2 separate regions of the Homo sapiens genome follow, and region 2 is linked to region 1. Evidence: read pairs that join two places in POLR2A ChIA-PET (ENCODE). Cell type or tissue: Caco-2. All regions are shown on one strand. Each heading gives the region's core, and the rest is flanking DNA. Links, peaks and the distances in the headings are about the cores only.

What was found. ChIA-PET counts read pairs that join two places held together with the same protein. Peaks named below come from ENCODE experiments on the same cell type or tissue, not always from the same donor. Only the 100,000 strongest peaks of a DNase experiment are listed, where the experiment ranks them.
Region 2: POLR2A ChIA-PET joins it to region 1 with 5 read pairs; 1 of 35 experiments calls an interaction of 5 or more read pairs at or near these places.

Annotation. Positions count from the first base shown.
Region 1 is chr16:84,263,820-84,269,190 of GRCh38, reverse strand. No RefSeq gene overlaps it. Among named protein-coding and RNA genes, the nearest start is that of KCNG4, 26 kb to the right of the region's middle. In Caco-2, for the core only: no CTCF peak of the experiment used is centred there; a DNase peak (open chromatin) is centred at 2,600; H3K4me3 peaks cover 240 bases.
Region 2 is chr16:84,848,138-84,853,508 of GRCh38, reverse strand. CRISPLD2 (cysteine rich secretory protein LCCL domain containing 2) reads right to left here. Exons shown (of 15, transcript NM_031476.4): 4 at 3,992-4,124; 5 at 2,826-2,941. Among named protein-coding and RNA genes, the nearest start is that of CRISPLD2, 31 kb to the right of the region's middle. RefSeq lists an enhancer at 1,997-2,498. In Caco-2, for the core only: no CTCF peak of the experiment used is centred there; a DNase peak (open chromatin) is centred at 2,088.

The DNA.
Region 1 (5,371 bases), core at 204-5,203:
GTTTTTCAATTTTATTAAGGTCAAGTTTGTGATAAAGGTAAAAATATATATACATATTTATAATTTATATTAAAAGTTAAAAAGTTTCCAGTTTTACTAAAGTGAAGCTTATATTAGAAGTAAAAACAGAAGCATTCACTTTACAAGCTCCTGGAACCTGTAAAGCCCTGAATCGAGTCAGTGGTGTCCTAATGCAGAAGGTTAATGTTTGCACACGTGGCATTCTAGTTACGTTTTGAAATGGCTTCACGGTCCATTAGCCACTTTGTGGAGGCATGAATTTTCCCAGAGCACCATTTTAGCGAAGGGGACTGATGGCCCGAGAAGGAAAATGGGAGGCTGGAGGGCGCGATGCCCCATAAAACCCAGATTTCATGACACTGAGGAGATTAAGCTGCTGTGTGCCACACTGTTCATTTCAAGTGGTCTTGAGGGACTCCCTTTAATCTCCAGGTGAAAGCTGACGATTCGGAGGGTGATAATATGCAACCGTGTTCCAAAGAGTCCAGAGAGAAAACCCAGCCTGGTCCCAATTTCTTACCTTTTTTTTTTTTTTTAAATCTCTCATTTGTGGCATCTGATGAGGACTTAGTGTGATTAAAGTGGCGGCAGGAGCTAAAAGATAAAACAGCTATTTGAGGGAGGGAATTTTTCCAGCTGAGCTAGGAGATCAGTTAAATCCCTGGCTGAGATATCAAATCATTAGCACCTCCATAATCCGGGGGTGGCTTAACCCTGCCTGACACGTTGGAGTGGCGAGGGACGGGGCTGGGGGCACAAAGACCCCAGGGATGGTGCTGACACAGGGCGCCAGCCAGGGAGTACAGATAAGGCAGGCGGGTCTCCTGGGGTCAAGGTGAAGAAGGTGGCAGGAAATAGAAATGCCAGGTGTCTGCCTCTGCCCTGGAGCAATTTGTGTGCCGAGGCCAGATGAGTGACCTTGGCGAGCCAAATGCACACTGAGGCTAGGTCCTTGTCCAGGTTTTGTTGTTGTTGTTGTTGTTTTCTGGGTGTTAGGAGTTGCCTAACGGCACAAATCTGGGATGGCCTCAGGCCCCTAAACCCCACCCACGTGCCTTCTAATGGGTGGTTGTAAATTAACTCCTGAGTTCACCTACCAGCTGCAGAATCCTGACAGTGATATTAAGTCTCTCTGGGCCTCAGTTTCCTCATCTGGAGAATAGGGGCAAATGACAATGCACCTTCCACAGAGCCATGGGAGGAGAGTCTTCTAGCAAATCTCCAGGTCTAAGGTGGGTCATGCCCAGCAGGCGTCACCTCTCACCCTTCATCTCTGTAGACAGTTCATCTTAATTGTGGATGTGTTTTAACTTATTTAAACCCAAAGTGAGCTGGACACATTGAACGCTGAAGGAGAGACTGGCTCTTCAGATTCCTTCTTCCAAATGAGGCCAGGTTCCCTCCCTGACCTCAGCAATTTCTACTTCTCTCTGCCCATGCTGACACGTGGCTGATGTGTACCAGAATGGCCATGTAGCCCAAACAGGTGAAAGCACCCTTCCATACCAATTAGCAAACAGCCTCTCCCACTGCATCCCAAGTGCCCAGCTTCCCTGCGCCCTCGCCCCTGACTGCCTATGGTCTGACAACCAAAGGGTTAACCCTGGACAGCAGGGGGCTCTGAGACCTATGGCCCAGTGAATGTCATACTGTAGAGGCGCTGCACTGGGCCCACCAATACTCTCAACAGGGATGTGGCTTCCTCACCCCCTCCATTTGTAGAGCAGAAGAAACTGTGGCTCCAAGAGGGAATGTGACCAGCTCAAGGTCAATCATCCAGGGAATGGCAGAGTCAGGACCTCCCGAAGCTGTCAGACTCCTCTGGATGAGGTGAGAGCATGCAGAATGTTGGGGAGATACTGAAGGCAACCCATGCCTTGCCTCCTGGTGCACATCAACCCTCACCTCTAGACAAAGACTGCCTGGGTCTCAATCCCAATCTGCCACCTACAAGTCTTGTCATCACAGGCAAGTGACTTCAGCCTTTTGTAAGATCAAACTAATTTTCTTAGTTTTAAACAAAACAATACAACAGAGCTTTTCAACCTCACTACTGTGGACCTGAGAAAACAGATTATTCTTTGTTGTGGGTGCTGTTCAAACATCATAGAATGTATAGCAGCATCCCAGCTTCTACCCTCTGGCTATCAGTGGAACCTCCTCCCCAGTCAGGATGATCCACACATCTCGAGGCATTGCCTGCTGTCCCCTGGGCGGCAAATCCATCTGAGCAGGAGAGCCCTGCTTTATAGGATTGTTTCGAGGGTTAACAAGTTTAGAGAGAGAACCTGACGTACAGTTAGTCACTGTCACTGCCTGGTTCCTCAGTTAGGATTGGGGTTGCCTGCAAGGAATGGTGACCCTAAAATAAGTGACCTAAACTGGACAGTCGTTTGGTTTACTTGGACACAAATGGACAAACATTAGCAGTTTGGGGCTAGATGGCAGTTCGGCTCCACTTCTCTAACGTTTGAACTCGTCCTCTGGGTCCAAGGGGACAGCTACAGACACTGTGGAGAGGGGAGGGGCAGAGGGCACTTGCCTGCCAGCCAGTAAGATCCCCAGATGCCACCACCATGACCTTCCACTAACATCCCATTGGCCACAATGTGGTCACATGGTCACACCTAGTTGCAAGGGAGGCTGGGAAATGTAGTCTTTATTCTGGGGGTTGGGAGGTGGACAGCTAATGTTATATTACTGTGGAAGAAGAGAGAATTGGCTCAATGGGGTCATGGAATCTCTTGGGCCTGCTGCAGTCAGGAAGCTGATTAAAGCCAGAGGCTGTCAGAGCCATGAGGACAGAGGGCGAGATAATCCTGGGAGCATCTGGTACACTTTGCTTAATAAACCACTGGACAAGAAATATTAGCAGAGCACATAAGAAATAAACACATAGGAAACTCGCCTCTAAACAGAAATCCTGCAGAACTGACACCCATTATAATCAACTCCCTCCTCCATGCCAGGACCATGTGCCCTCCATGTTCTGTGTGAATTTGTGGCAGGAGGACAGAAACATTGGAACTGGACCAGGAATCCAGGGGACTCTACTTTCCTCTTGATTCTATCACCTGGAGGCTGCATGACTGAGATGAAGTCCCCATGCCCTCCAGGCCTCAGCTTTCTCAGTTGTACACAGGGCCAGTATTGGAGTCTCAAACAGCAAAACGAGCCTGGCCACAGTGGCTCACACGCGTAATCACAACACTTTGGGAGGTCAAAGTAGGAGGATCACCTGAGGCCAGGAGTCTGAGATCAGCTTGGGCAACATAGGGAGACCTTGTACTCTACAAAAAATAAAAAATAAAAAAACCTAGCCAGGTCTACCTGCCCATAGTCCCAGCTACTCAGGAGGTTGATGTGGGAGGATGGCTTGAGCTGGGGAGTTCAAGGCTGCAGTGAGCCATGATCGTGCCAGTGCACTCCAGCCTGGCCAACACAGTGAAACCCCGTCTCCACTAAAAATACAAAAATTAGCCAGGTGTGATGACAGGCGCCTGTAGTCTCAGCTACTGGGGAGGCTGAGGCAGGAGAATCACTTGAACCTGGGAGGCAGAGGTTGCAGTGAGCCAAGATTGCCTCACTGCACCCCAACCTTACTTCTCTAAAGACAGCCTGAGAAAAAGCCTGCCAAGAAAACAAGGGACAGTGCTCTTGCCAAGTTTAGCTTCCCACTACATCCCAAGTGCCCTTCTATTAACAGGCTATGGTGTAGAAACAGGGCTGATTATGTTTGGGGACTTGACCCCCAAATCGGCATCTGCCTTTGAGGAGGGAGCAGAGGGGAGGACCCTTGAGCTTGCAGAGACAGCGGTGACTCCATCTTGGATGCTAATCTGCCATGTTGATTTCTGATTGTCTCCAGTCCTAGGAATGCCTCTTGCTGCCTATTTTATTTACTATCCCTAGTGTAAGAACATGACAACCTTGATATCATTGGACAAATTCTAAGCTATGGCACACACGACATTCTTGCCTGTTAGGAGGGTTGCCTTTGTCTTACTGGAGCATGTACCCCCTTCCCCTGTGGTAGATGATATGGTTTTGCTCTGTGTCCCCATCCAAATCCCACCTTGAATTGTAATAATCCCCACATGTCAAGGGCACGGTCAGGTGGGGATAATTGAATCATGGGGCTGTTTCCCCCCTACTGTGTTCATGGTAGTGAGTAAGTCTCACAAGATCTGATGGTTTTATAAATGGGAGTTCCTCTGCACAGTCTCTCTTGCCTGCTGCCATGTAAGATGTACTTTGCTTCTCATTTGCCTTCCGCCATGATTGTGAGGCCTCCCCAGCCATGTGGAACAGTGAGTCCATGAAACCTCTTTCCTTTATAAATTACCCAGTCTTGGGTATGTGTTTATTATCAGCATGAGAACAGACTAACACAGTCGATAAGCCTTGGGTCTGGGGGTAACAGGGACAGAGATCTACCCGTCCTGCTGCCTCCAAGACCATGCTTCTGTCTGCAAGCTCCCCCCGTAAGACAGGCTTTATCCACAAACTCAATCTGTCTGCCTTGCTCTTTGGTGTCTCGGCTCCTTTGCCTTTTTTTTTTTTTTTTTTTTTTTTTGAGATGGAGTCTCACTCTGCTGTTGCCCAGGCTGGAGTGCAGTGGCGGGATCTCCATTCACTGTAACCTCCACCTCTTGGATTCAAGTGATTCTCCTGCCACAGCCTCCCAAGTAGCTGGGATTATAGGCGCCCGCCACTATGCCTGGCTAATTTATATATTTTTAGTAAAGACAGGGTTTCACCATGTTGACCAGACTGGTCTCGAACTCCTGACCTCAGGTGATCTGCCCGCCTCAGCCTCCCAAAGTGCTGGGATTACAGGCATGACCCACCACGCCTGGCCTCCTTTGGTTTTTGGAGGCCACATTGCATACACAGCCTTTTCATGGAACAAGCTTCCTCCAAGGCTCCCACGACCCACAGGCACCACACTCAGGGCTCACCAGCGCATGAAATCCTCACAAGCCCATTCCACAGAGAGGAAAGCTGAGGCTCAAGAGGTTAAAAAGACACACAAGGCCACACAGCAACTTCTGTGCCAACAGAGCTTAGAATCAAACCCACTGACCTCCAGGATCCCGGCCTTGTCTTGACACTCTCTTCTGATTTCCCAGACGGAAGCTCAACTTCTTCTGGGGTCTCCCTGTCACTGTCAGTCTCCTGCATTGTGGTCATGTTATGGTGACATTACAGGGAGCCAAGACTCAGCGCTCTGCTCCTGCATGGCTCATTCAGGGGCCTGGAGGCCCAGCTTCTCTCTGTGTGTCTTGTGGCATTGCAAGCTCAGACCACGGCAAGAGCCCAGAGTGTAAAAGCAGAAACACAAAGGGCT
Region 2 (5,371 bases), core at 152-5,151, 580 kb before region 1:
GTGTGGGGAGGACAGGGCTGGCCACTGTCTGACTGGGCACTGTTATGACGTGCACACAGCCTCTTCCACCCTCTCACATTCCGGAGGCAGAATGATCGCGTCCGTGCCATGCCACAAGACATCCCTGCTCAGAAATCGTCTGTTCAGATCCCCGGGGGTCTTCGGGATGACTCCCCCAAAAAGAACATCACCAAGGGACCGAGAGGTCCCAGAGCCCATCCTGTCTCTGGGTGAAGCCCAGTAGGTTTCTCAGATGATCGTGGCCCTGTCGTGGGTACGTCCCACTGCCCCTGCCAAGTTTCCCCTTGTGTCTACGGTTCTATATTTCCTCAGACAAACCACACCACTGACGCTCCCAGCTCAACCCTAACACTCAGGGTTGGCATTGGTGGAAGGCTGGCTGGGCACCAGGTCCTGCAGACAAATAATCTCCTTAATTTTTGAGACAGGGTCTTGCTCTGTCACCCAGGCTGGAGTGCAGTGGTGTGACCACAGCTCACTGCAGCCTCAACCTCCTGGGCTCAAGCAATCCTCCCACCTCAGCCTCACAAGTAACTGGGAATACAGGCATGCACCACCACACCCAGCTAACTTTTTGTATTTTTCGTGGAGATGGGGTTTTGCCAGTTGCCAAGGCTGGTCTTGAACTCCTGGACTCAAGCGATTCTCCTGCCTCGGCCAAAGGAGGCTGGGATTACAGGCATGAGCCACCGCACTGGCCAGTCTCCTTAATTTTTGAATAGCACCGTGAAGTACCTTCCCTCACACACAAGGCCCTCTGTGTACACACCCACCCCACCCCTTGTCGGGTTGGGAATCCCCCTCAAGGGATCTGACCCCCCCCACACCCAAACTCACCCTCCCAGCCACCCTCCTCACCCTGGTGCCTGGGACAGTGTCCTGCATAGCCCAGGGGCTCAAGCCCTCTCTCTAAGACAGAGGCCATGGACAGCACGCAGTAATATGCAGCAGACAAAAGGAAAGAACCGGTGATCACGCAACACCACGGGGAGACCTCACCAATGTGATGTTGAGCAAAACACCATTTGGGGGTACAGGGAGTGTGCTGTGTGGCCCCCTTCATATGAGGTCCCACACCAGACACCACAGACCGATGGGAAAGATGCTAGAATGGTGGGCACTTTGTAGGGCACGAGAGAGCCTCTGGGGCATGGGAGACACTGTCCATCTCCATCTGGATGGTAGTTACACGGGTAGAGGGCTATTGCCGTGGACTTTCATTATGTGTCTCCCCAAATCCCAGTGTTGAAACCCTCACCCACAATGTGACTGTACTTGGAGACAGGGCCTTGATGAAACTAATTAAGGTTAAACGACGTCAACAGGTGAAGTCCTGACCCAATAGGATTGATGTCCTCATCTCTCACCACCATGTAAGATAGTGGCCGTTGGTGAGCCAGGAAGAGAGCTCCCACTGGAGCCCGATGCTGCCACCCCTTGATCTGCCACACCTTGATCTGCCACCCCTTGGTCCAGGGGACTTCTAGCCTCCAGAATGGTGAGACATAAAAGTCTGATGTGTAAGCTGCCCAGGCTGTGGCCTCTGTTGTTGCAGCCCCAACAGACTAATGCATGTGAGACTGTGTCGCACTGTATACTTCAGATGAGTATATTTTACCATATGGAGGTTATTCCTTCTTTTAAGGAAGCAGGGGGCAGCTACAGAAGGAAATAATTTCATTTCTGATAGGACCTTCTAGTGTCTATTTTTTATAGAGTCAAGTCAAATGATTCCTCATTCACCACCTGCCACTGGGCCAGGAATTCCACCACCTTGGACCAGTCTGCTGCTCTTGCATGGTGCCTGCGTCCCTCCCAGGCAATGACACACCCGCTGCGCTCATCCATGTGGGCTGCTGAGCCGCGCCACGCCACCGCAGGCACACCAGATGGTTTTGAGAGGGCTTCTATTTTTCCTCCCAACCTCAGCGATTCCCCCTTCATCCCACCTTTTCATAACTACTCCTGACCCAAAACAAATAAATGAGGTCATTCCCATTTCATTCAGTCACTGAGCAAACATGCCCCGGGGCCCACTCTACACAGGGCACGGGGCAAGAACGGCGGTGGCCAGCGGCCAGCATGCAAACCTCAGGCCATGAACTGGGGGAGTGACTCTCCAAGAATCAGCACATATTTGTCCCATGAGCAAATGAGTCAAGGGCTGGACACCACACTGATGAGCTGAGCATGCTATAGGCGGAGGAGGCACCATGATCAGGAGGCCGCATGTGGACCCTCTTTGGAGGGAAACAGAGAAGCTAGGCTTTGTGTGAACATGTGTTTTCTAGGGTGCTGTCTACTGCATGTTTTCAGAGAAAAATAATCATACTGCCAGGGCAGACCATGCTGGTTGCCCAGCCAGCAGCTATTCCCACTTCTGACTTTGTTCAGTTGGTCCCAGAGGACGTCTTGCAAAGCCAGTTGGGGCAATCTTTTTCCCCCTCATCTATGATTGGTCTAATTCTGGCAAAGAACATAAGGAGAAAGTATGCCAGTGTGCAAAAGACCTAAGGAGAGAGCCCTTTGACCATCCTTCCTTGTGCTTGGGGAGATGTGATGTTGGTGCTGTGCAGCCATCTTGGGACCATGAGGAGAGAATGGTACGGCAGGAAGACGGAAAGAACCCGAGTCCTTGTTGACACTGCTTAGCTATTACGCTAACCCAGATGCACTAAACTCTAGATTCTTTGTTATGTGAGATATTAAAGACTTCGCTGCTCAAGCCAGTTTTCACTGGGTGCTCCCTGGCAAGCAAACACATCCCAACCCCCACCCCATACAACGGCATCAACTTGTCTTACTTTGGAGAATAATTGCAGACAAAGTAGACCGCGTTCTCCCAAACTTCTCCCCAGACAGTCATCTTCCGGCAGGTGTTCACAGCACAACCGATCTTGTTGGTGGTGGCCCAAACTATCTGAAAAGATGACATTTGTGTGTCACAGCTCGAGGGATAAGGCACAAAAGGGTGATATCATTTGGCCTGGATGTATAAGGTGCTGGCACTAAAGAGGTACGAGGTGAAGGGTTGGGGAAGCAGATATTAGTCCCTAACCCATTGAAGATACATACATTTTCTTAAAAAGCAAAGCAAGTGGGCCGGTGCGGTGGCTCACGCCTGTCATCTCAGCATTTTGGGAGGCTGAGGTGGGCGGATCATGAGGTCAGGAGTTTGAGACCAGCCTGACCAACATGGTGAAACCCCATCTCTACTAAAAAAACAAAAATTAGCCGGGCGTGGTGGCAGGCACCTATAGTCCCAGCTACTCAGGAGGCTGAGGCAGGCGAATCGCTTGAACCCAGGAGGCAGAGGTTGCGGTGAGCCAAGATCGTGCCACTGCACTCCAGCCTGGGCGACAGAGGGAGACTCCGTTTCAAAAAAAAAAAAAGCAAGCAAACAAACAGACTCCCACACAATGAAAATGCCCCACAATGTCAAATTGCCATAGAAGTTTTCTCGGTTGAGTGCAGTAGCTCACAACTGTAATCCCAACACTTTGGGAAGCTGAGCGGGGAGGATTGCATGAGCCCAGGAGTTTGCGACTAGCCTGGACAACATAGCCAGACCCATCTCTAAAAAAAAAAAAAAAAATACAAAAATTAGCCAGGCCTCGTAGTGCACAACTGTAGTCCCAGGTACTCAGGAGGCTGAGGTGGGAGGATTGCTTGAGCCCAGGAGTTTGGGGCTGCACTAAGCTAACTAAGATCATGCCACTGCACTCCAGCCCAGGTAGCAGGGAGACACTGCCTCAAAGAAAAAAAAGAGTTTGTAGTGCTCACTCAGTTTCTGACCTTGCTGGTAACAAACAGCTTCTTCTCCCAGCTGTACTCTGTATAGAACTGAATTTTTAAAAATGAAGGCAACAACAGCGCAGAGGCTTTACAGATTTGACAATCCCCCAGGGGCAGGGGGTGAATGACTGGGATTGGGGGGCAGGGCTGAGGTCGTGGCAAGTCCCCGAGTTACCTGTGTGTAGTGCGTGCACATGGGCCCCGAGCACCTCTCTGGACACCAGGGGTTGCACTCGCTCGGGTAGGGGTAGGTGTAGTCCTTCACCTCGTCATACCAGGACTGCACATGGAACCCCGGAGAGCGATACCTGCAGGGCAGAAACCGCTCACTCAGTCCCAGCCCCTCCCCTCACCCACCAGTGGAGACAGCAGCAGCCACGGGCAGGTAGGAGGGAGGGAGGCCGAGGAGGGTGAATAGCGGCCAATTCCAGGAGCAGCCACGGGCAGCCGGGAGGGAGGGAGGCCGAGGAGGCGGAATAGCCCCCAATTCCAGGAGCAGCCACGGGCAGCGAGGAGGGAGGGAGGCCGAGGTGGGGGAATAACCCTCAATTCCAGCAGCACCTGGTACAGGTGCTTAATACCATTATCCTTGAGGAGCTCACCTGGGGTCTCTAGTAGGCTCCTCAGGTGGCTCATACACCACCTGCACGTGCAGGAATCTCTTCACCTGGCTCTTAATGAGTCCTTTCTTTTTTTTTTTTTTTTTTGAGACGGAGTCTCGCTCTGTCGCCCAGGCTGGAGTGCAGTGGCGGGATCTCGGCTCACTGCAAGCTCCGCCTCCCGGGTTCACGCCATTCTCCTGCCTCAGCCTCCCAAGTAATGAGTCCTTTCTTATGTCAATTAGGTGTTTATTTTCAGGTACGTTGGAGAAAAACTATCCAGCCCATGAAGCCCGTATTTCACAGATATTGTTGTCTAAGACAAAACCTGATGAAGACGTGAGTGCACTTAAGGCCGAACATGGTGGCTCATGCCTGTCATCCCAGCACTTTGGGAGGCTGAGGCGGTAGGATCACCTGAGGTCAGGAGTTGGAGACCAGCCTGGCCGACATGGCGAAACCCCGTCTCTACTAAAAATACAAAAATTAGCCGGGCGAGGTGGTGCATGCCTGTAATCTGCAGCCACCAGCTGCACCTGTCCCTGGACATCCTCCGTGGGGTCATCGCTTCATGCCCACCACCCCCTTGCTTCAGCCTTGGCTGCCAAGGTTGGCACCATTTTTTTTTTTTTTAATAACTAGGGAGAAAACCAAACTGGAGGCAAGTCCACAGTCACACTGTCACCAGCAAGTATAAACAAAGTGGTTTCGATGAAGAGAAAATGCTCACGGGGGAAATGACCATTTTTAAGGGCCATGTGGTCGTCGAGGCAGTTAGAGGTCTTGTAACAATTACTGTCTGGAAGCGGAGCGCACGGCAGCGGGCAGCGGCATTTGCAGAAAGGCGTGCACACAGTGAGGAGGCAGGAGCAGAGGGCTGCTGGCCACTCATCCGCTTCCCTGCGGCTCAAGGTCACGCAGACTCAAGGCTGGCACTGGCATGGCTGTGGGGAAAG